2 separate regions of the Mus musculus genome follow, and region 2 is linked to region 1. Evidence: chromatin loops called from intact Hi-C (ENCODE). Cell type or tissue: gastrocnemius. All regions are shown on one strand. Links, peaks and the distances in the headings refer to the core of each region. The heading gives the core; the rest is flanking DNA.

Region 1 (5,000 bases), core at 1-5,000:
GGGGCATATAAAGTTTGCAAGTCCAATGGGCCTCTCTTTCCAGTGATGGCCTACTATCTTTTGATACATATGCAGCTAGAGTCAAATGCTCCGGGATACTGGTTAGTTCACATTGTTGTTCCACCTATAGGGTTGCAGATCCCTTTAGCTCCTTGGGTACTTTCTCTAGCTCCTCCATTGGGGGCCCTGTGATCCATCCAATAGCTGACTGTGAGCATCCACTTCTGTGTTTGCTAGGCCCCGTCTTTGTTTTTTTCAAGACAGGGTTTCTCTGTGTGGCCTTGGCTGTCCTGGAACTCACTCTGTAGACCAGGCTGGCTTTCAACTCAGAGATCTCCCTGCCTCTGACTCTTGAGCCCTGGGATTAAAAGCATGCACCACCACCACCACCTGGCAATAAATATATTTTTAAAATTTTTCATTCGGTTTTGTTTTGTTGAGACAGGGTCTCACTCTGTAACCCAGGCTGGTTTTCGGTTCCCCATGCAGCCAAGGCTCCTTAAGCTCCTGACCCTCCTGAGTTGGCTGTCTGCCTGAAGCAGTAGTGGGTAGAGGCAGTACTTACAGGAGGTAGAACCGAGTGAAAACAAGTCAGAGCACTGGGGATGTTTCCTTACACTCACGGAATACCGAGACCCTAATCCTTTAATTTCTCTCTCCTTTCCAGAACAATGAGCTGGACAGACCTCCTTCACCACATGCTCTCATCAGGAAGCATTGTTCCCACAGACATCCGTAAGCTCAAATACTTGAAGCCAAAACAAACTTTCACTTCTTTTTGTTGTTGGTTTGTTTGTTTGTTTGTTTTCTAAGATAGGATCTCTCTGTATAGCCCTGGCTGTCCTGGAACTCACCTGTAGACCAGGCTGGCCTCAAACCCAGAGATCTATCTGCCTCTGGAGGGCTGGAATTGAAGGCATAAGCCAACACCACTGCCACCCTACACACCATCACTTCTTATAAAGCAATGGAAAGCTAAAAGAGTCCGTGACTGGGGCACCCACAGACGAGTTACTCCATCACATCACACAAGGAAGCACCCTCACTTGCCTGTTCTCAGCACTGCTACTTGTGAGGGTAACAGTTCTCGCTCTAAGCTATCTAAACATTCACAGTTGCCCCATGTGCTGATGCCCAGGTTGGAAGTCAGTGGATAAACAGAACAATGCTTCTTCTTTTCAGACAGATGGAAATTATTTGATGAGCCATGCAAAGGCATTGATTTTCGTAAATGTGAATGAGCTGACAGATTAGCTTAAAATAAAAAAATAAACAAATGCAAACAAGTACAGATGCACATGCATCTATTTTCTTAGAGAATAGTAATTCTAGAGCCCTGTCTAGCTAGGGAGAATAGTGTGTTGGCGTTTATAAAGGCATCCATCTACATGTAAATCACGTAATTGGTGGGGGAGGGGATCTTGCAAACAGCGCTCTATAACTGGCATTAAGACCAAGGCTGCCTCATCACAAAACAACACTCACTGAAACCAAGGCAGTGAGAAGAACAGCAGGTGACAGGAGTATTTCTAACTTCTAAGGAGGAGTGTGTCTACATAGAGCACAGTGGGCAAGCCATGTGAGACTCGGGAGGCTGCTGATTCATCTCAGCCATGTGGTGAGAAGGCTGGCAGAGCTACCCTGAGACAGCAAGTACTGAGGAGAGGATCAGTACTTCATAGGAGCCATCGTGGGATCCAAGTGTTGGCATGGGCTACTGAGAGCTCGGTGTAACTCCCGCTCTTCCAGACGATCTGGGTTTGATTCCCAGCACTTACAAAGCATGGCGGTTCACGACTCTCTGTATACCAGTCCTAGGGAACCCATTCATATTCTAAAAGTCTGAACTACTTAGGTGATGTTCTGTAATATATACTTTTAGCCTGGTCATTTAGAAGTTCCAAGCCAGCCAGTGCTACATAGACAAACATTTTTTCCAAAGAAATAAAATAAAAAATTGCACTAAAGTTTGCAAGCCAGGTGTGGTGAAACATGCCTTTGATTCCAGCAGCTGGGAGGCAGAGGTAGCCAGCCTGGTGGTGAGTTCCAAGCCGGCAAGGGCTATATAGAGAGATGCCGTGCCTCAAACCAAACAAAAAACAAATGAAACAAATCCCAAAAGTGTCATCACATAGCAGTGGGCTCCATTATGCAGGTCTCATTTTATGCACTTACCTTATCATGAACAATATGAAATCACCCTGAAAACCTGGCTAGGGTCAGAAAGTTCACATTCATGGCTCACCAGTGCCCTCTGCTGCTAACACTAACCTTGAGACACTGACAAAAATTTAAAAAACAGAAATGAACAAAAAATCATGGGACACTCACAAGTCTTGGCTATGGTCTCCACAGAATCTAAAATAGACTGGCTTCTAGAGCTGAGATTTTCCTCAGTCTTTTCCACAGATGTCTGCAACTAAGAAACAAAATTAAGAATCACATGGTGACTGGAGAATTGGTCAGAGGTTAGGAGCACTGTCTGCTTTTCTAAAATATTGGGCTTTAATTCCCAGCACCCAAAACATAGAAGCTCACAACTGTCTATAACTCCAACTTCAGGGGATACAATGACTTCTTCTGCCCTCCAAGGACACTGCGCACACGGTTCGTGGACATACATACAGACAAAACACCCTTTACATAAAATAAACTTAAATTTTAAAAAAGAAAAGAAAAAAAAAGCACCATCCATTCTGTGTCACTGACGTGGAGAATTGTCGTTTAAGGTAAAGCAGGAAACGGCTGCCCTCTGCCTGCGCTACACAACACTCTGGCCCTCTGACCTGAGCTGAACTTACCTTGTTAATGACTTCTGGAAAATGAGAAACAAAGCTGTGCAGGGTCTCACTAGAGTTGAGAGGGGAAAAGGAGAAGAGAATAAATCCTTGTGCCCTACTGAAAAAACACAGATAACTAAGTTGGAGAACTTAGTTATCTGCCTGGGAAAGCTTGGTTGTCCAGCCCCAGCCCTAAGGACCTGCATTACAATGTGAATCCCGTTCTCTTCCTTCCATCCTGCGGCTGCCTTCCCCCCTCTGCTTTTAAGATTTATTTATCACGTGTGTATAAATGTTTTGTCTGTTGTATGTCTCTGTGTACCATATGCAGGCCTGGTGCCCAAGAAGGTCAGGAGAAGTTGTTGGTTCTCCTGGAACCGGAGTTAAGGACATTTGTGAACCACCATGTAGGTGCTGAGAACCAAACCGGAGTCCTCTGCAAGAACAATTAGTGCTAAGGCAGCTTTCCAGCTCTTTTTTCTGACTTTTTGAGACAGGTTATTGTACATATCTTATCTGCCCTGCTATTTGCTATAGCACCCAGGCAGGGAAAGTGAATAGACAGATATGATAATTAAAATAATAGGATATGGTAGTGTCCCCTTTAACCTCAGCAATTAGTAGGTAAAAGCAGGTGGATTTCTGTGAGTTCAAGGCGAGCCTGGCCTAGAGAGTTCCTGGCCAACCACAGCCACATATCACTGTGTCTCAAAACAAGCAAACAAAACTGTGTAAATACACAAAATAGTTTAAATTACAACATTTGTACTTTTTAGTCTAAAAACTTTAATTTACATATAATGTGTGTTCATGCACAATGCACAGCACTCATAGAGGCTGTGCGAAACGTGAGATGTCAGCTCTCTTCTTCAGCCATCAAGATTCTGGGGATTCAAGTCATCTTGTCAGCAAGTATTTCCACCCACTGAGCTATCAAATGCAAATGGTCCCTGACTCTTTTTGATTATATTAATTAGAATTTGTGTGTGTGTGTGTGTGTGTGTGTGTGTGTGTGAGAGAGAGAGAGAGAGAGAGAGAGAGAGAGAGAGCCCTAGAGAGGAGAGCCCTTCTTGCGAGCAGGAGCTGCAAACACTCTTAACTGCTGAGCCATCTCTTCAGATGCAGACAATTCCTGACAATGCTCCTGCCTCAGCCTTCTAAATTCAGAGGATTTGGGGGGGAAAGCCACAATGTCTGGTTTTAAATTTTCTTTGTTTTTGTTTGTTTGTTTGGTTGGTTGGTTTGGTTTAGTTTGTTTTGGTTTGCTTTGGTTTCTCAAGACAGGGTTTCTCTGTGTAACAGTCCTGGAAGCTGTCCTGGAACTCTCTTTGTAGACCAGGCTAACCTCAAACTCACAGAGATCTGCCTGTCTCTTTGGGAGGTGTGAGACACCATGCCTGGCCTGGCTTACAGTTTTATTTTATGTGTATGAGTGTTTTGCCTATGTATATACTCCATGTGTATGCCTGGTGCTCCCAGAGTCCAGAAGAGGGCATCAGATCCTCTGGAACTGAAGATATCAATGATTGTAAGCCACCATGTTAGTACTGGAAATTGAACCCAGGTCCTCTGGAAGAGCTCCCTATTTCTAGGGGAATTATTTAGAACAGTACTTGAGAGGCAGAGGCAGGTGGATCTCTTGAGGCTAGCCTGGTCTATAGAATGAGTACCAGAACAGCCAGGGATACACAAAGAAACCCTGTTTGAAGAAACAAAACAAACAACTGGTTTACAGTTATTATTAGCTGTCATGAGTGCTGAGAACGAAAGAATGAAAGAAAGAAAGAAAGAAAGAAAGAAAGAAAGAAAGAAAGAAAGAAAAAGAGAGAGAGAAAGAAAAAGAGAGAGAGAAAGAAAGAAAGAGAGAGAGAAAGAAAAGAAAAGAAAAGAAAAGAAAAGGAAAGAGAAGAGAAGAGAAGAGAAGAGAAGAGAAGAGAAGAGAAGAGAAGAGAAGAGAAGAGAAGAGTAGAGAAAAAGAAATTCTGTCCACATCCAGGTGTTCATGGTAGCTCATGCCTTCTGTCCCAGCACCAGGAAAGTCAGAGTAGAGGCAGTTGAATCTCTGGCAATTGCAAGCCAGCCTTGTCTGTACAGTGAAACATCTCAAACTAGATGATCTGAGAAATAAAATCTGGAAGGAAAACATTTAGACAGAAGCAATATAACATTACTTGAATTTTGCATTTTTCAAAAATATATTTTTTGACTTCCAGAGACAAA
Region 2 (16,949 bases), core at 6,969-11,968, 320 kb before region 1:
TGCATCACAGGCTGTCAAGGCGAAGTAGCCAAGAGATAGGAAGCGGCTACCCAGAGACCACAGCATCCTTTCCAGGGAAGCTTCAAGTTAATCCACATGATCACCAGGTTATGAAGCCAGAGGCTACATCAGGGCAATTTCTAGTAGTAGTTTATTTACTTCCTCTCTTTTCTTTTTCCCAAGATAGGGTTTCTCTGTGCAGCCCTGGCTGTTCTGGAACTCCTCTATAGACCAGGCTGATCTTGGACTCAAAACTCCACCTGCCTCTGCCTCCCAAGTGCTGGGATTAAAGGAGTGTGCCGCCATTGCCCGGCCCCAGTAGCAGTTTCTAAAGAGTAAGCACACCATAGAAAAGCACATACAACCAAGGCCACCCCGTCACTTCATGGAACCCCAGGGGGATTGCAGGTCCTTTCTTACTTACCCAGTAGTACTGCAAAGCCCATCTTGCAAAGCATGGCTGGGAACAGCATCCAGGCAGTGACAAAGGAAGAGTGGGGTCCCCCTGCAGACAGGAAGCAGAGGATGAAGGCCAGCTAGGAGGGGTGGGAGGGAGGCTAGGGCTCTTAGGTGAATACCTACCATGGGGCATGACTACCATGGGGACCTGGCTCTTATCTGGAGAGTTGCTGGGCTGCAGGAGGATTGCTTCAAAGTCAAGGTCAGCTGCAGGGAGAAGGCAGTCGTCAGCATGACCAGTGCTACTTCACAAAGGCTTCCTCAACCAAGGCCCCATCTCCAGTATGGCATGGGTCTGATCAAGTAGAACAGAGGCCTAGCCAAGGTAGCTCACAGGCAGCTCACACATGACACATGGAGCCCCCTAAAGCTCATGCACTTTTCTGCCTTGTTGGAAAGGATAACACTCTGGTGTAGTCACATAAGCCTCGTGCGTGGCCTGTTTCCTTTAAACCTTAATTCTCCCACCAGGGATGGTATGCCCTGGCAGGAGCGGGTGTTGATAACCACAGCAGGTTCTCAGATCTCTCGACGCTACTTCTCATGACTGTAAGATCAGAAAAACTTTTAGAGGAAATCCTAGAAAGCCTGCAATGGGAGCTAGGAAGGGCCACCACTGTGCCGTGTGCTGGAGAAGGAGCTCGTCTGCCATTGGCCCAGCTCACCATATTGTACATTCTCTTGGTCTGGAGGTGGGTGCAGCACTCGGATGCCCCAGTGGATGTCAGGAATAGGTTCAGCCTCCTCCAGTGACACCCATGACACAGACTGCTCCTTCCCAGCAGGAGGCAGGAACCCGACTTTCTGCCAGGGGGAAGGAGAGTGTCACAGGTAGGCCAGCTCTCAGGAACCCATCTCTGAAGAGCACAGCATAGATTCTTGTTGAGTGGTGTATGCGGGAGACATCCACATCTGAACCACCCCTGGCCCTACCAACTTCTTGGCTTCGAGGTTTCCCTTTCTCCCTGGACTCTAATAATAAATGACTGGGCACTTTTGTAGGCACACTGTTCAGGATGGTGCAAATGTTAGCCCCTGGTTCCTACTCATGAGTGTTGAGCTCAAAGAACCATTGGACTAGGCTGGAGCCCAGTCGTCTCTGCCCTTCTACATGCTGACCAACCATGGTCAGTCTTTGGGCCCAGTTCTAAGGCATGGAAGCTTGTAATTCCTGTCTTCTAGCCTGGGACCCACAATACTCACCAGGCTCGGGGGCAGGTTGGGTGTGGAGAACTGGGCCACCATAAGGTCTCGGTCAATTGTAAGCAGCTTCCAGCTTCCCGCTGACCCCCCTAGAGGAAGCAGATGATATAAGTGCCTGGCAGGGACAACTTTTCTACCTTTAACCCTGAGATGCACACCTAACTGCATATGTCCTAAGTAAGCCTCCTGTTCATCTGACAGACACAGGCTATGCTCAAGAATTGCCCGACCTAGGGACACAGAAAGCTACCAAAGTACTCTACCTACTCCAATGACTTCGGTGTGACAAGGATGATAGCCTTTTCCTACTGGGTGTAGGAAAGAGGACTGGTCTAACGTTTGTCCACTCGTTATTGTTATTGTTGTTATTACTATTTACTATGCACTAGGCTTATGCTAGGGAAACACCCTAGGAAGGAGCTATGTCCTAAGCCAGAGATGTAGAACTAGAACTTTGGCATCTGTAGTGGTTTGAATAAAAATGGTCCCCAAAAGCCTCATAAGGAGTGGCACTATTAAGAGGTGTGGCCTCATTGGAGTAGCTGTGGCCGTTAAAGTGTGCCATTGAGGGTAGGCTTTGAGGTTTCAGAAGCTCATGCCAGGTCCACTGTCACTCTCTTCCTGCTTCCAGTCAATTCAGATGTAGAACTCTGGGTTCCCTCTCCAGCACCATGTCTGCCTGAGTGCTTTCTGCCATCACGATAATGGACTAAACCTCTGAAACGGAAACTGTAAGCCAGCCCCAATTAACTGTTTCCTAATGAAGAGTTACCACAATCATAGCAGTAGAAACCCTAAGACAGCCTCTTTCTGACCCACCTCGGGGATGCAGATGTGTGCAGAGCCAAGGCAGGTGGAGAACTCAAAGGCTGGTTCAGAGGGAGACCATTGGGGTGAGTGTGGGGAAGCTAGAGAGTCCAGCAGTGGTTTCTCCAGGGTCTGGGCAGGAGGTGGATGACTATACTAGCCTGGCAAGAAAGGTCTGTAGAGCTTAGGACAGGGGTGGAGCTATGGGGCTAGGGCATATGGAGGTAATAGTGCAGCGAAGAAAAGAGGTAGTGTCCTGGCTGGCTCCTCAGGGCACTGCTGGCAAAGCCTGTGGCGCATCGGGGGTGAGAATGACGGAACGTACCACTGCTGCCCTGGGTCAAGCTCTAGCTCCTTTCCTAAGCGGCTACCCATCCACCCGCCCCTGGCTGCCCATCCCCAACCCCTGCCATCACCCTGCTGTCACCCTATGGCAGAGGTCCTGCTCACCAGCTGTCAGGGAGGTGACACTTCCTGTCTGGGTGTCCACAGCAAACAGGTCCTTAAACAGAGGGGAGACTACTTGTAGCACCACATCCAACAGCCCTCTGGGGCCTGCCCCTATTTCCTTTCTACTGGCTTAGGGCCACTTTGGCCTATGGTGATGGCTACTCTGTGAAACAAGAAGAACCCTGGATCTAGATTCAGTTCCTTCACAACGTGCCGGATACACCCAGGCAAGGAACGGAAGGATAGGAGAACAAATAATGCCATACCCAAAGGACCATGGGACATGCCAGCACATCATCCCTAAGGACCCATCCAGGCTCCATCAACTGTCACTATAAAGTGTTCAGGGACTGCCCAAGGCTTGGGCCTCTTCTGTGGGGCAGCAGAGCATTTGGCCCCCTTGAGGAACAGCAAGTCCAGCAGAAAAGACTTCAAGGGCTCAGCTAATTCTTTCTGGCTCGGCTCCTCTAGGGCCGTGCACGCCCTCTGCCCCAGGTCCTAAACTCCTCGGCAGACCGTCAGAGGGCAGACGTTGTTGATGCTACCTCCTGACACAATCAGGGGCTTTTACCTGCCGACTGCGCTGGACCGAGTCGAAGACCACTCTCTGGCTGTCAGCTGACCAGCATCCCAAAGGAAGGAGGCTGCAGTAGATCCCAGAGAAGCTCTCTGCAAAGACAGAAACACTGAAGCTGCATCTAAGAGTGGAGGCCTGAGGGATCGAGAAGATGAGGTTGGGGAATTCACACAGGGCCCCTGAAATCTGTAGTAGAATCACAGTCCTAGACATGAGGGTACCCTTGGCAGTGGGGAGTTTACCGAGTAGAAGGTGAAGGGGGCGGGAGGAGAGGCTTCTGAGGACCCATAGAGGCAGAGCTGGAAAGCTCAGGCGGCAAACGTGACGCTTTCCTATTGGTTGCTCCCTTTGGGTCTTGGCAACATTAAGTGCCTTAACCTTATATAGAACGTGTTTGTCCACCGCAGTGCAGAGCACAGCAGCTCACACGGGAGCTTGGAGGGGGGACATAACCACCCCGTCCACAAGTGAAGAAACAAGCTCATGGAGGCCAGGGCACTGACCCTGGACACATGACTAACGGGCAGAGCCGAGGTTAGACTACGTCCCTACTATCGAGTCCTTGTAAACCAAAAGTGTAACTAAGGATCAAGTGCAGGGCTTCGCACATGCTAGCCTTGTGCTTGACCACTGAGCTGCATTCCAGCTGTATCCCTGCAACTTTGTGCACTGGACCTGCTCACTGGACCCTTGGACCTTTCTGGGTGGCTTGAGAAAAGAAAACTTTCATCCCTGTGTCCTTAGGATGCCCCTAGACTGCAGGCAGAGCTGCAAGTACCTGATGTTGAGAAAGGAGCCTCAGAGCTACCTTTCCGGAGGACCAGCTGACTTAGACTGGACAAAGGTTGCTGGGGTGGCGTGGGGTTGAACACAGAGTAACACAGAGCCTGCAGCCCCAAGGCTTCTCAGGCATAATATTCCAAACTAACATATTTCCTGAGACTCATCCCAAGCCAATTTGAGCTACTCTGACCTTAGTTTTGGTCTAGCCAAAAACTCTCAGACTATTACCCATAGTAGCATCTTCTGTCTCTGTTGGGCCTGGGCACAGGGCTGCAGTAACAAGGAGAGAGTCCTCCAAAGGAACTCAGGAAGGAGGGACAGATAGCACTATTACAGACTCCACTGATGAGCCAGGCACCTCTTACCTCCCAGCTGCCGAGGTACAATGTCCACCACCAATGAGGTGACCTTGGTGTACCAGTCATACTGCAAGAGAACAAAATGGTCAAACCCACCAGGCCATGGACCTCAGGGCACAGAACTCTGTTATCTATCCCTTTGGGTGACTACTTAGGAGAGATGGGGGCTAATTTACCTCTTTTATGGGAGCCTGGACTTGTCTCAGATAGGCATGTCCCTTGGCTTTTCACCCAGAGCTCTCCTTGTGCAGGGGATGGACTCTATATAACCCCCAACTCTGCCCCTGCTCCTTGTAGAGCCCGGCTACTTGGAGACGTGAACTAAGACGCGCGAGCATCTCTGTGGCTGGAGGACCCCTTGAGGTGGTGAGCCCTGAGAGTACCCAAGCTTCCAGGACTTACCTTGAAGGGTCAGGCCACTGGTCCACGGAGGACAGGAGAGGGCCCCGAGGGGGGAGATGACACCATCCCTTTAGCCCTCATTCCCCATCAAGAGCTAACCGTCCTCCCACCCCACCCACTTCAGCTCACCAGGAAGAGCTGGCTGCACTGGTGATGAGGGGCTAGAGATGGGTACTGCAGGTAGACGACGCGACACTGGTCTGGGCTCAGCCGAGGAGAGCAGACAGCCAGGGACTCATCCGAGAGTAGTTCTAGGCCACAGAAATATGAGTATCACATAGACCAGGGAAGACTAACAGTCAGGAAAGCACGTGCGGACGCCAGACACTTACCACACTTCCCCCCGCTCAGGTCCACATAGTACAGGGCTGACCTGGAAAGGTCAGAGAGACACTCAGCTCTATGGTCAGCTGGGCCGTAAGGGCCCTCTGGTCTGCCTGCTTTCTCACCTGCGATTGGTGCAGTAGCGGATACCTAGCCGGAAGGGTTCGTGCCACCAGCCCACAAACACCACACCCGTGTCTCCAGGGGCCCAGAAAGCCTGCAAACAAAACCACAAAGTAGGTATGAGCAAGACGTAATCGCTCAAGCAGGGGACCCCGACTCCAGAAGGGGCAAAGGCCATGTTGCTGCTGACCTGACCAGGGGACACATTTTCAGGGACGCCCTCAAGCACGGAGATGTTACCACTCTCGATATCCAGCACGCAGAGCACAGGGATGCTTTTGGAAACCATAGTTTCTCCCCAGTCTTCATAAAATACAAACTGGTCCCCCTGAGAACAGAGGACACTCAATGCCCAGGGTGCCTACAGAACCCTGACCTGCCTCCTAGACACTAGGGCCTCCCAGGTCCACCGGATGTAGGGCAGGGCTGCCCGGCAGGGCCTGTGTGGCCCGGCCACACCACAAGCACCTTGATGGCCTGGTCTGGCTTCTTCGGCCTGGCCATCTCCTCATCACTGGCACTGACGTCCAAGGCTTTGGTTTGAAAGAAGGACTCAGCTTTGGGACGCTTCTTCTCCGCCACATACAACAAGTGCGTCTCTGAGTGTGACCAGGAGAGGCAGCCAAAGCAGTCTGCATGCAGGGAGGGACGGTTAGGGGGAGCCCAATGCTATAGCTGCCCCTTCTGCCCACCCCTCCTGCTTACCAGCCAGGCGCCTCACCATCTTCATACACAGGCCCATGCTTCTCCAGTGCAGACAGGTTGAAACTCTTGAGCTTGCGGTTCTTCTCCCAGACCTGAAGATACCTGGGCATCAGGCTGCTTGCCCCTCCACAGGGCTTCACTTGTGGCACTAAGTGACCGGCTGGCTGCCACCTCATCCTTGCAAACTCACCTCCAAGAACTGTTTTTCCTCTCCCGAGACTGCACCTCCAGCCTTGCGCAGCACTGCTTTCATGGTGCCTGAAGGAGACTCTCTGCTCAGCAGCCTGAGAACAGGGGTTGCAGGTCAGGAAGGTGCCAAGTCGTCCCCCCCAACAGCCTTGTGCTGGCCCCCTTACTGGTCACAACCTCTTAGCTGAGTCTCTGTCTCTGTCTGTCTGTCTGTCTCTCTCTCCTTTCTTTATAAGCCCTTTTAGGTCTGGCGTTATAAAATCAGAATTGGCCGCACAGGAGGCTATCTCCCAGCTAACTGGGACTCTGAAATCATACCAGCCCATGAAGCACTCCCAGCCTCAAGCTGGCTGGCCTTTTTTCTCTTCCTTAGGTTACTGACTCGACTGTCTCCAGAGTCCTAGGGACCTAGGCCCTAGTTTAGAAGAAGCTCCTAGTATTTATCAGGCCATGTCTCCAGAGACCAGACAAGCTCTCAGGGGTCAGGCACCTTGCTCTTTGCTCCCCTGAAGCCACCCAAAGTTGTCCCTGAAGGGGATAGGCACAGAGCACAACACCCTAAGGACACATGGCGACATTTATGAAAGGCTAGCAAGGCAGGTGGCTGCGGTCTTGTCTACAGACTGCTCCTGTCACACTTACTCCCCCCGGGTTTCCACACTGTTGCCCGCAGGCCCGGCAAACACCACCGAGTCTCCATCATGGAACACTAGGTACTGGCGGCAGAATCGGATGTTCTCCATTCGATCCAAGTCCCTCTGAGTCCACTCTGCAAGGGAGGCAGGGGGCTGCTCAACTTGTCTGGGCCAGTTTGGACCACTGCCCACCAATCAAGGCCTATCTTTCCCAGTCTGTCTCCGGACAGCCTGAGTATAGCCTGGACAACACTTCACTTAATATAACCTAAGCCTAGGCTCCCAGAGCCTGAGCTGACGGTCAGAGAGAACCCACTACCAACCACAGAATTTTAAGGGCAACATAGCTGTTGTTGGGTTGTAGAATGTAAGGGCCGGAGAGTCCTGCGAGGCCCACACCTTGCACTCAGGTCTGAATTTTACTCCCACACCTTCAACTCATTTACGGAATTATTTATCAGTAAGGCTAGTGCAGCCCCCAAAACACCTGTGCGCAGGAACTACAGTTGGGTTTCCTCCCCAAACCCGTGTCAAGCAGCGTGCCCTCCACAGTCCCCATCTCTCCACCTGGATGCACGGCCCGTCGCCACCCAGTTCCCTCGGTCTACACACCAGTGTGCACAGTCCGATAGAGGCCCCCATACTGCGTGGTGACCTCCGGGCCCAGGCAGGCGGCGCTCAGCGAAGGCTGGCGGCTAAGGCCCCGGTACAGCGCTGCCGCCTCCTGGGGCTCACTCAGCAGCACCTGCGCAGGGGACACACCAGGGTCAGGCTCAGCCCGGGCTACGGAGGCCACGGGGGCCACGGGCCGAGCCCTCACCTGACGCTCCATAGTCGGTCTTTCGGTAGCAGCTAAGTCCCGGAAGTGAAGCTCCGGGGGCGGGGCCTAAGGCGGTCCCCAGTTTCCGCTACACTCAGTGGCGACCTGGGACCCGCAGGGCCCTGTATAAGCTCCGGCCAGTCGGCAGGGGGCGGGGCCTGGATAGTAAGAAGGCGGGGCCTACGAAGGAGCCGCCCGGAGGGGAGGAGCGGGAAACAAAAATTCAGTCGAAGACTAGGCAAGTGGGAGGCAGAATCAGGGAGTCGAGTCCTGGGATTTTTAGAGAGGGGAGGCTCCGAGGAGTGAGGGCGGACGTATAGCAGCAGAATACAGAGCCGGTGTTCAGAGACAGGGCAGGTCTGGGAGGAGTGAAGGAAGTAGGATTGGACTCCAGCCGACTGTGAGCTGAAAGCTGCGGGATCAGAGAGAAAGCCCTGAGCGTTCGAAGGGTGGGGCTTCGGAGGAACACTAATGATCCTTAAGGATGAGGGGGCGGGGGCGGGGGCGGGGACGGGTGGGAACCGAATACAGAGACTAGCGGGTCTGTGAAAGCGGAATGTTGCGGGGCGCCTCAGTCGCAGGGATCTCTTTCAGCGCTCTCCCCATCTACTGCAAGCCAGGCGATTAGGAGTGGGAAACTTAGGTTCCCGGGTGGAGCCCTGGGGCGCCGGGCAAAGGGCGGTGCTGAACTCTCTGGGTGCTACCCTGGCTTATCAATCACCAGACTTGCCCCTAAAGCTATCTGTTGCCACAGCCTTAACCCGCCCTTCTCAGAAGCTCCTTGCTGCGGATCGTGAGCCGACTGGGTCTCAACCTACTCCAAGGGCCGATGTGGAGGGTCAGACTTCACCTAAGAGCAGCGAGCGTGCTGTGGAAAGAAGAGCCTAGGCAGACAGTCTCCTGCACACGACACAGGACTAGGTTGACTTAGGTGACAGCAGAGAGCAAGAGTGGTTGGGCAACAGTAGGTATCTCCCCCTCCTCCATATAGCTTGAGAGTGGCTGGTCTTTTAGACCAGCTATGGGCCCCCTTGAATGAGTGCTTTCTTTCTTACTTGAGGCAAAATTGATACTCTTTAATCTCTGTTTCTTATTTTCTAGTGCTGCTTAACTTATATTTGTTTAGTTTCTCTACGTAGTTCTGGCCTCAAACTCACAGAGACCCACCTATCTCTGTCTCCCAAGAGCTGGGATTAAATGTGTGGGCTATGATATCCAGCTTGAACTATTCTTGACTATACTAAGGATTAAAGTCTCAGCCATGGGGGACTGGGGGGGGGGGGGGAGTTTCGAACAAGGTAGGCAGATGTAAAGCTTGTTTGATAGCACCAGGGGGCAGCACTTGCCCATCTAGCTCCTGGGAACCAGGATCCTGAAAACTGTCTGGTGGCTTAGGACAAGCCTTTGCACCTTCCTGGAGGGTCATGTTTGAATGGCTTGGTGTTGACTCCGCCTCAATTGTGCCAACATTTCTGAAATTTTGCTCTTTCTCATTTTTTTCTTTAATCGTGGAGAATACTGTCACAAACGTTGGCATCTACCTGTTTGGCTAAGTGTTCCCACTTCAGAAATCACCCCGAGACTGTCTGAAGGTTGTTTATATCAAGTCCTTTTATTCTGATACCACAGAAATACCTTGTCACAGTACAGGGGAGGGACACTGAAGTACCACGAGTTCTCACAGAGCACAGGAGGACGGCACACAATTCACAAGGTCATGTGGAGGACTCGGGTCATTGCACTTACAATGTAAACTTGTTTGTTTGACTTTGTACAGCACTCTCCCCCCTCACAGAGAGAAGGAGAGAGAGGGGAGGAGGAGGGGAGGGAAAGCAAAAACAAGACATAGAAGCTAGAGGGAGAAAATGTAGATGGCCACCACTCTCTAGGGTACCACACTTGAGAGGAATTGATTTGACCCCAGAGGCTGAATGAGACTCGTGCACACACGCACAAACACACACACACACTCACACATACATACATACATACACACACACACACACACACACACACACTCATGTACATGTGCTTACACATACAGTATCTCATGACTTCTATGGCTCTCCAGTGCCACCCGGTGCACATGGTAGCAGGGTGCTGGCACCCAGGGAGACAGAGATGGCATCTCCAGAGAGTTTCATTTGATTATATATGTCCCTCCGGCCCTGATGGAGTCCATGATGACACATTATTTACAGCAAGGGAGGAGAAGGGCTATTGGGCAGGACTGTACTCTCACGGACAAGGACCTGCCTGGAAAACTCCCCAGAGGCTCCAGCATACAGACCAGAATTGCTGCCCTGGCTGTTCTTTCAGTGTGGGCCCTGAGACTGTTCACCCTGCCCAAAGAACAGGAAGAAGATGGTGCGAGGACCATCCCTATGAAGTGAGTGTGTTGAGGCCTTGCGTGGGCAGAGGAGGGTGCCCTTGCTTATGACACTAAGAGGGGAGAAAATGGAGGTCTGGGCTCTACACAGAGTCAACATAAGGGCCAGGGATACCTATGGCCTAGAAGACTCCTGCAGTCATATTCACAGAAGGGCAAAGATCTGTCCTGTGGGCACAGCCAGGGATAGAGTAGCAGATATCAGAAATGTCAGAAAAGAAATGTGCTGTAAAGTTAATACTTTAGAGCCTAGGGGTCAGCCAGAGACTGACCCGTGGACACCCTGCCTGCCCTCATCCCCTAGTCTAGCCCCTTGACTCTGAGAGGAAAGGAATACAGTCATGGTCCCAGGTATCTAGACCCTGGGCACATCCTGTACACACCTGGGCCTGGGAGTTCCTCAAAGAGGGCCTTCTTCAGCCCTTTTAGCGATGGCCCCATATAGCCCAAGTTTGATCTCTGAGATATTCCATAGTGTGAAGAAAGCTAAATCCCGGGAACTCGGGCTCTTAAGTCCAACACAGCTTGAAGTGTCCCAACCACAGCTGCCGATGGTGGGACAGGATCCCACACTAAAGGATTTATAAGCCTTGTAAAAATGCATGAGAAACGTGAACCCCTGAGAAATGCATGGTATACACCAAAGCTCTCTGGAGGCAGGCCAGACTTTAGGGGTCAGGCAGGTACTGTCTGCCCTACTCCTGGGCCAGTGAGGGAGATGCTGACAACAGTGTGATACTTATGCCTCAGAGGAGGCAAGTCCTGGGGCAGATGTGGAGAGGGTTACACCAACCCTTCAGTAAGTTTTGCTCTTGAGAGACCTTCTGGGCTCAGTTTGAAGCTGTTATTTATGTGAACAGTTTTTTCCTGAATGATATTTTCAGCCATAGCCAGCTCCTTCTGGGTACCTTATGACCCCTGGCTCCACTCCAGATAGATCTCTTGGCTCACAATCCTTTAAGCTTCTTCATCACAAAGGAGAGACATAGAGCAGAGTCAGTCAAGATCTGGGAATCATAGGGCACAGCCAGGATCCCTTGGCTTCTGCCTCTCCACAGATGTGCCCCAAGCTTTGCCCTTGAGCAGTACCCCACTGGGAAGATGTGACCAGTTTCTTTTGGCTCAGGCCTGGGATAGGAGGAAAAATGATATACAAGTAGAAATCCTACAGCAAACCCACAGAATGTCCATACACATGCATCCTGTGCGGGCTCCCCTCTCTGTCTAGTCTAAGGTTTGTTTTTATCTGCTATTGTACACAGATAAAAACTGCAAGGTGTCTGGGGCCTCACTGCCTGCTCCCTGGCCTGGCAAATGTAGGCAGTTCTGGCAGGTCTTTACTAGCGTGTCCCAAAGTCAGGGAGAAGCGCTCCTAAAGGAGAGGTTTGGAGGCGAAAAGAACTCCAAGCAAGAGGTCGGGCATTTAAAATGAATGAAATCGTGCAAAGAAGCTTCGAGCCGTGCATGCTCCAGTGCCAGACAGGCGGCGACTCACCTGGCAAGCAGCGAGTCCTGCCACAGGTCAAACATGCCACAGACTTAAAATTTACACATGCACACCTGCACACGCGCATACACACACACACACACACACACACGCACGCACGCACGCACGCACGCACACACGCACTCACGCTCTCCATTTCTCTCTCACACACACAGAATGTGGGGACAAGGATTGGGTTGGGGTGATGGTATGAGCAGATAGAGCTATCCAGTTTCTCAACTGCATGTTTGCAATTAACTCCTTATATGTAACACGGAATTTATTAAATATTAACAGTTGTCTTTGAGGGTTTATATTTCATTGCATAGAACATTAGAGATGAGACTTGTGGCTGGGCCCGAGATGAAGGGAGGCCTCCCAGGGAAGGGCTTTGGGGAGGCATGTAGCCCAGTCCACGAGGTGAATGGACGGTGTTATACTCCCCTTACCTCACAGGTCTCTGAAGCTCTCCCTTGGCTCCTCTGCTCTGAGCACACCCACTGCTGATGGCTTAAGAAGACAGTAAACAGGCGGGCTGAGGAGCCTCCCTAGACCTCGCCCTGGGTTTGTGCTCTTGGTGGCCTGCTGCCCGCTATTGCTTCTAAATCAACGTTTCTCCCTGTGCTGAGCAGGGGCAGAGCAGAGAGGAAACCAAACCATCAGTCACGAGGTTGCGGGGTGGGGGTGGGGTGGGGGAGAGACAAAGGGATAAAAGCAAAGAAAAGAAAGGGAGAGAAAGAAAAATAAAACAACAACAACAAAAAAATGTTCATGAGGTATACATGTAAATCAAACTGGAATGATTAAGGCTGTTCCTGAAATCAAAAGAAATCCTCAGGTGTAGAGATGAGGAGCCGAGGAGCCGGCTGGTCGAGACAATGGCGGTGCTGCTGGGGTGCTCACAATGGCTGGGGGGATGGCTTTAAGGTGATGGCAGGCATGCCTAGTTACGCTGCCATCCACGGGCTGGGAGAAGCCTCAGCCGGTGCCCACGCTGCGTTTCGGTGCTATGGCCTCTTGTTTCAGCGATGAGACAGTGTTAGGGTCCTAATGTTTGTAAAGTTCTCCCAAACCCATGCTGGCCATGTGGACGTCTGCTCCAGTGTCACCCCCAGAGCAGGGTGACGAGGGCAAGGCCTTATGGCCACACAGGGATCCGGGCCAGCTGGAATGTGAAGGAATCGGAGCCCAGGGCCCCAGCCCTCAGTCAAAGCCCCTCTCCAAGGCTGTGGAAAAAACTTCTGGCATCTTAGAGGAGGGCAGTGTGCACCCAAACTCTGTGTATAACGCATTGGAAGCCTGGTGGCCAGGCCACAGGAGGCTGCGGGAAGAGCAGCAGACAGCAACAGCAGCAACCGCGTTCTGGTGAGGAGGGCTCCTCGCTCCCAAGGACGGCTGGCCTGAGTAAGGCAGGGTCTCTTGAAAGACATGAAAGGTCCCCCAAGCCAATGGTCCCATTGGTCCGGCAGATGCTTCACCTAGGTCGCTGCTGTGAGAACACATGTCATTCTCATGCTTGGTTGAGGCCTGCCTGCTGGGGCCCGCCTGCTGGGAATCTTTGGGCCAAAGGTTTGCCAGCTTGTAGATGCTTTGAAAAGAGAAGGAGAGAGGGAGAGAAGGAAGAAGGGTTTGTTGTTGTGAACCCTGGTCATAGTTTGCCACCCTCCTTACATTGCTCCTAGGCACTGCCATGTGATGGCCAGTTTCTGCTTCACCCAGAAGATTGCATTCCGTCAAGGCATAGAGAGGTTAGCATCTGCGCAGGTTAAAGACTGATCGGGAGAAGGGAGAGCCAGACCTCCAGGAAAAGACCTCCCTTCTTCCTGTGCCATTTGAGACAGCAGGGCTTCATTACATCACCCAAAGTGACACCAGAGCGACCCTCTAGTCACTTAGCCTACGGCACAGGCATGTGCCGTGTCCAACTTCTTTTATGATTGTGTGTATATATTATATGATTGTGTATATATATTACATGATTGTGTGTATATATTATATGATTGTGTGTGTATATATTATATGATTGTGTGTATATATTATATGATTGTGTGTATATGTTATATGATTGTGTGTATATATTATATGATTGTGTGTATATATTATATGATTGTGTGTATATGTTATATGATTGTGTGTATATATTATATGATTATGTGTATATATTATATGATTGTGTGTATATGTTATATGATTGTGTGTATATGTTATATGATTGTGTGTATATATTATATGATTGTGTGTATATATTATATGATTGTGTGTATATATTATATGATTGTGTGTATATATTATATGATTGTGTGTATATATACACCTGCACGTGGGGGTCAGAGGGTAAAGCGCAGGAGGTGGTTCTCCCTTCCACCATTTGGAGTCTAGGATTTAAACTCGGACTTTCAGGCTTTGGCAACAAACACCTTTAACCACTGAGCCATCTTGCTGGCCCTTTGACATTTATTTTGTAAGTGTATAGGAAGCCAGGTATGACAGTGGACACCCATAACCCTAGCCTTAAGTAATGGAGGGAGGAAACTCACTACAAGTTCACGGTTAGCTTGATCTCTATATATTGAGTTACAGATCGGTCAGTCCTACAAATGAGACCCAGTCTCAAAAAACAAACAAACAAAACCAAGAAGAGTGAGGGAGATGGGGTTTTGTTTCAAAAGACAAACATCTCCTAGCTCATGTCTGAAACTGACATGAAGGACACCAGGAGAGGGACATATGGAGCAGCTTTGACCACCTAGCCCAAATGTTGGCCAAGTGCCAGAATCAGGCAGCTCTTAGCTACAGAGTCACGGTCCCAGTGGCCTGCCCACATGATGGCAAGATGTGGCCCAAAGCACAGGTGTGCTGCCTTTTCTTCCTCGTAGTTCTCTGGCCCCAAACTCAGGGTGGGTGCTGTCCTGGACCCGAGCCGTGGGCTGTCCCTCCCCATCTCCCCTAAATACCACTTGAGATTTTATGTATGTTCCAGGGCACACCAAGAAACTGTCCAGCTGAGAGGGAGGATGACAGGGCATCCACTGCCTGACAGCAAAGGCAGGGAGCATGCTGTCAGGCAGCACTCAGATGGTGTCAGCACTGGGGTGGCTGTCACTAGCAGAAAGCCCAAGGTCTTCACTTTGGCCTATTGTACCTGCCTAAAATAGCACTGGTCACTGCTACTCTGCCACGGCCGAGCTGTGTTCCTCTCTGCCTGTCTCTGAGGCCGACCAGTTCCCCTCAGCATCAGAAGCGCGGCTGGCACCCTGCTTTCCCGTGCCTCCAGCTCTGACTACTTTCTCTAGGGCAGCTCCAGCTGCTGCAGAAACCCTGCTGCACATTTGCCATCAGAAAATCCTTTTGCCAGGCAGTGGTGGTGCACGCCTTTAATCCCAGCACTTGGGAGGCAGAGGCAGGCAGATCCCTGAGTTCAAGGCCAGCCTGGTCTACAGAGTGAGTTCTAGGACAGCCAGGGCTACACAGAGAAACCCTGTCTCGAAAACAAACAAACAAACAAACAAAATTCCTTTCAAATTAGTTTTTAATTACTTTATTTACTTACTTTTGTGGGGGGTTGTTTATTTTGTTTTGTTGTTGTTGTTGTTGTTTTGCTTTGAGGCACAGTTTCTCTGTGTAGCCCTGGCTGTCCTGGAACTCGCTCTGTAGACCAGGTTGGCCTTAAATTCACAGAGAACCACCTGCCTCTGCCTTCAAGTGCTGGGGTCAAAGGCGTGCATTACCAGTCATGCAGATGTTTTATTTTGGAACTTATTTACTCTTTGTCTCCCTTAGTGGACTGTTGACTCAAAAGGACGGGAACTCGGTTTTGACTGCTATTGTGTCCCCAAGGACTAAAACAGGATTGGGCACATATCTGGGGCTAGATCAGCATTTGTTGAATAAGTGGATGAGAGACTGAGCCTTTTCAGTGCCTCCGTGCCTCTGAAAAGACTGGCAGCCCTTGGTACCCACACACAGCTTCCTCTCTACCACGAGCAGATAAGTAAGGGCTCTGGTGCTCTAAGGCTCCCTTAAAGTGAACTGCTTACTGACTACTATCCTGGACCTGGGCCATGGGCTGTCCCTCCCCCACCTCCCCTGAGTAGCACCTGAGATGTTATGGCTGCCCACATATCTCCATATGCTTAACTCGAGAGCAGGAAAAAGAGCTGGAGACGAGAGGCCTCAGGGAGATGGCGAGATGGGTCATTCTTGGCTGTGCAAAGAGCAACTTCAACAACTAGGCTACTCTCCCCAATTCTAAATGAGGGATGTCCTCTTCTGTCCACAGAGGCAGGGCCAAGACCAGGACTGGGGCAGGCTCTGAGAGGGAGCATCCCATCTCCCCTGGCCACTACAATCTAGGAAGAGGGGGTACCTATCCTGTACCTTCCTGTTCTCTCACTGGGCTGCCCTGGAGTTGGACTGACTAGCTGACCAGTGACTGCTTTTCCTGTGTCCCTTTTCTGTGTTCCTCTCTCCCTTCTTCACCCTTTCGCCTTGTGAGCCGCAAGTGCAACCTGTGAACCCAAAAATCTCTTCACTTCATGCCCAAAGCTCTGTGTTCTGCTGGGTTTGGATACACCAGCACCGGACATCGATGTCTCCAATACAAGCCATAGTCTGCCCTGTCTTTCAGGACGACTTTGAACTCAGTGTCCAGAATACAGACCTGAAGTTGTAGGGGTACAACAGGTGTCAATGGCCCCTTTCCCAAGTCAGGATGGCTGACTCATTTACCATCATGCCAGCTAGCACACTGTTTCTGAGGGGGGCCGCTAGGCCCATCCCAGCTGAAAGAAGCATACCAGGTCCTTTTTAGTTCATACTTCCAGGAATGGGGTCCCTTCACCCACTTCTTTGGTTTACCTTAATCTGGTCCTGACACTCACCGTTATACGCAGAGTCCAGAGCTGCGCCCAGGCCTTTGACTCCAGAGATTTTTCCACAGCAATGAGATTGTCTTTCTTCAGGTCTTCAGGAGCCTGTGGAACGTTACAGAGGAAGGTGATGGATTTCTGCAGCATTGTCCCCTACATGCAAGCCAAGGTGTCCCATCACTCTGAGAGCACGGCAGAAGACTAGGGTGGTGAGAAAGGCAAGAGGGACATCAGCCCTGGCTTTCTCTTGCGGGGGACAATGTGGCCCATGCCTGAATCTGTGTGAGTTCAAGGATGGCCTGGTCTACACAGTGACTGCTCTCCTGAGCCAGCCCATGTCTTAGACTCTGTGCAGTGTCTCACACTCCCA

What was found. Hi-C counts contacts between places; a loop is a spot of excess contacts. Peaks named below come from ENCODE experiments on the same cell type or tissue, not always from the same donor. Only the 100,000 strongest peaks of a DNase experiment are listed, where the experiment ranks them.
Region 2: it touches region 1 in a loop (2.1-fold over the local background); 2 of 42 quality-filtered maps call a loop at or near these places.

The regions. Positions count from the first base shown.
Region 1 is chr9:108,410,162-108,415,161 of GRCm38, forward strand. Iho1 (interactor of HORMAD1 1) reads right to left here. Exons shown (of 8, transcript NM_001135198.2): 5 at 2,802-2,850; 6 at 2,332-2,419. It also overlaps a transcript of 1700102P08Rik not described here. Among named protein-coding and RNA genes, the nearest start is that of Iho1, 19 kb to the right of the region's middle. In gastrocnemius, for the core only: a CTCF peak has its summit at 2,261 (motif pointing left); no DNase peak of the experiment used is centred there.
Region 2 is chr9:108,086,599-108,103,547 of GRCm38, forward strand. Apeh (acylpeptide hydrolase) reads right to left here and starts at 7,882. Exons shown (of 22, transcript NM_146226.2): 1 at 7,837-7,882; 2 at 7,629-7,761; 3 at 7,024-7,150; 4 at 6,383-6,476; 5 at 6,209-6,284; 6 at 5,956-6,119; 7 at 5,678-5,815; 8 at 5,490-5,581; 9 at 5,373-5,413; 10 at 5,170-5,291; 11 at 4,645-4,705; 12 at 3,491-3,588; 13 at 2,920-2,971; 14 at 1,663-1,751; 3 more. The coding sequence starts at 7,848. It overlaps Bsn (bassoon), which reads right to left. Exons shown (of 12, transcript NM_007567.2): 11 at 16,592-16,684; 12 at 9,424-13,299. In gastrocnemius, for the core only: CTCF peaks have their summits at 7,960 and 9,179 (motif pointing right); DNase peaks (open chromatin) are centred at 7,174, 7,956, 8,488 and 9,189; H3K4me3 peaks cover 2,120 bases; H3K27ac peaks cover 2,439 bases.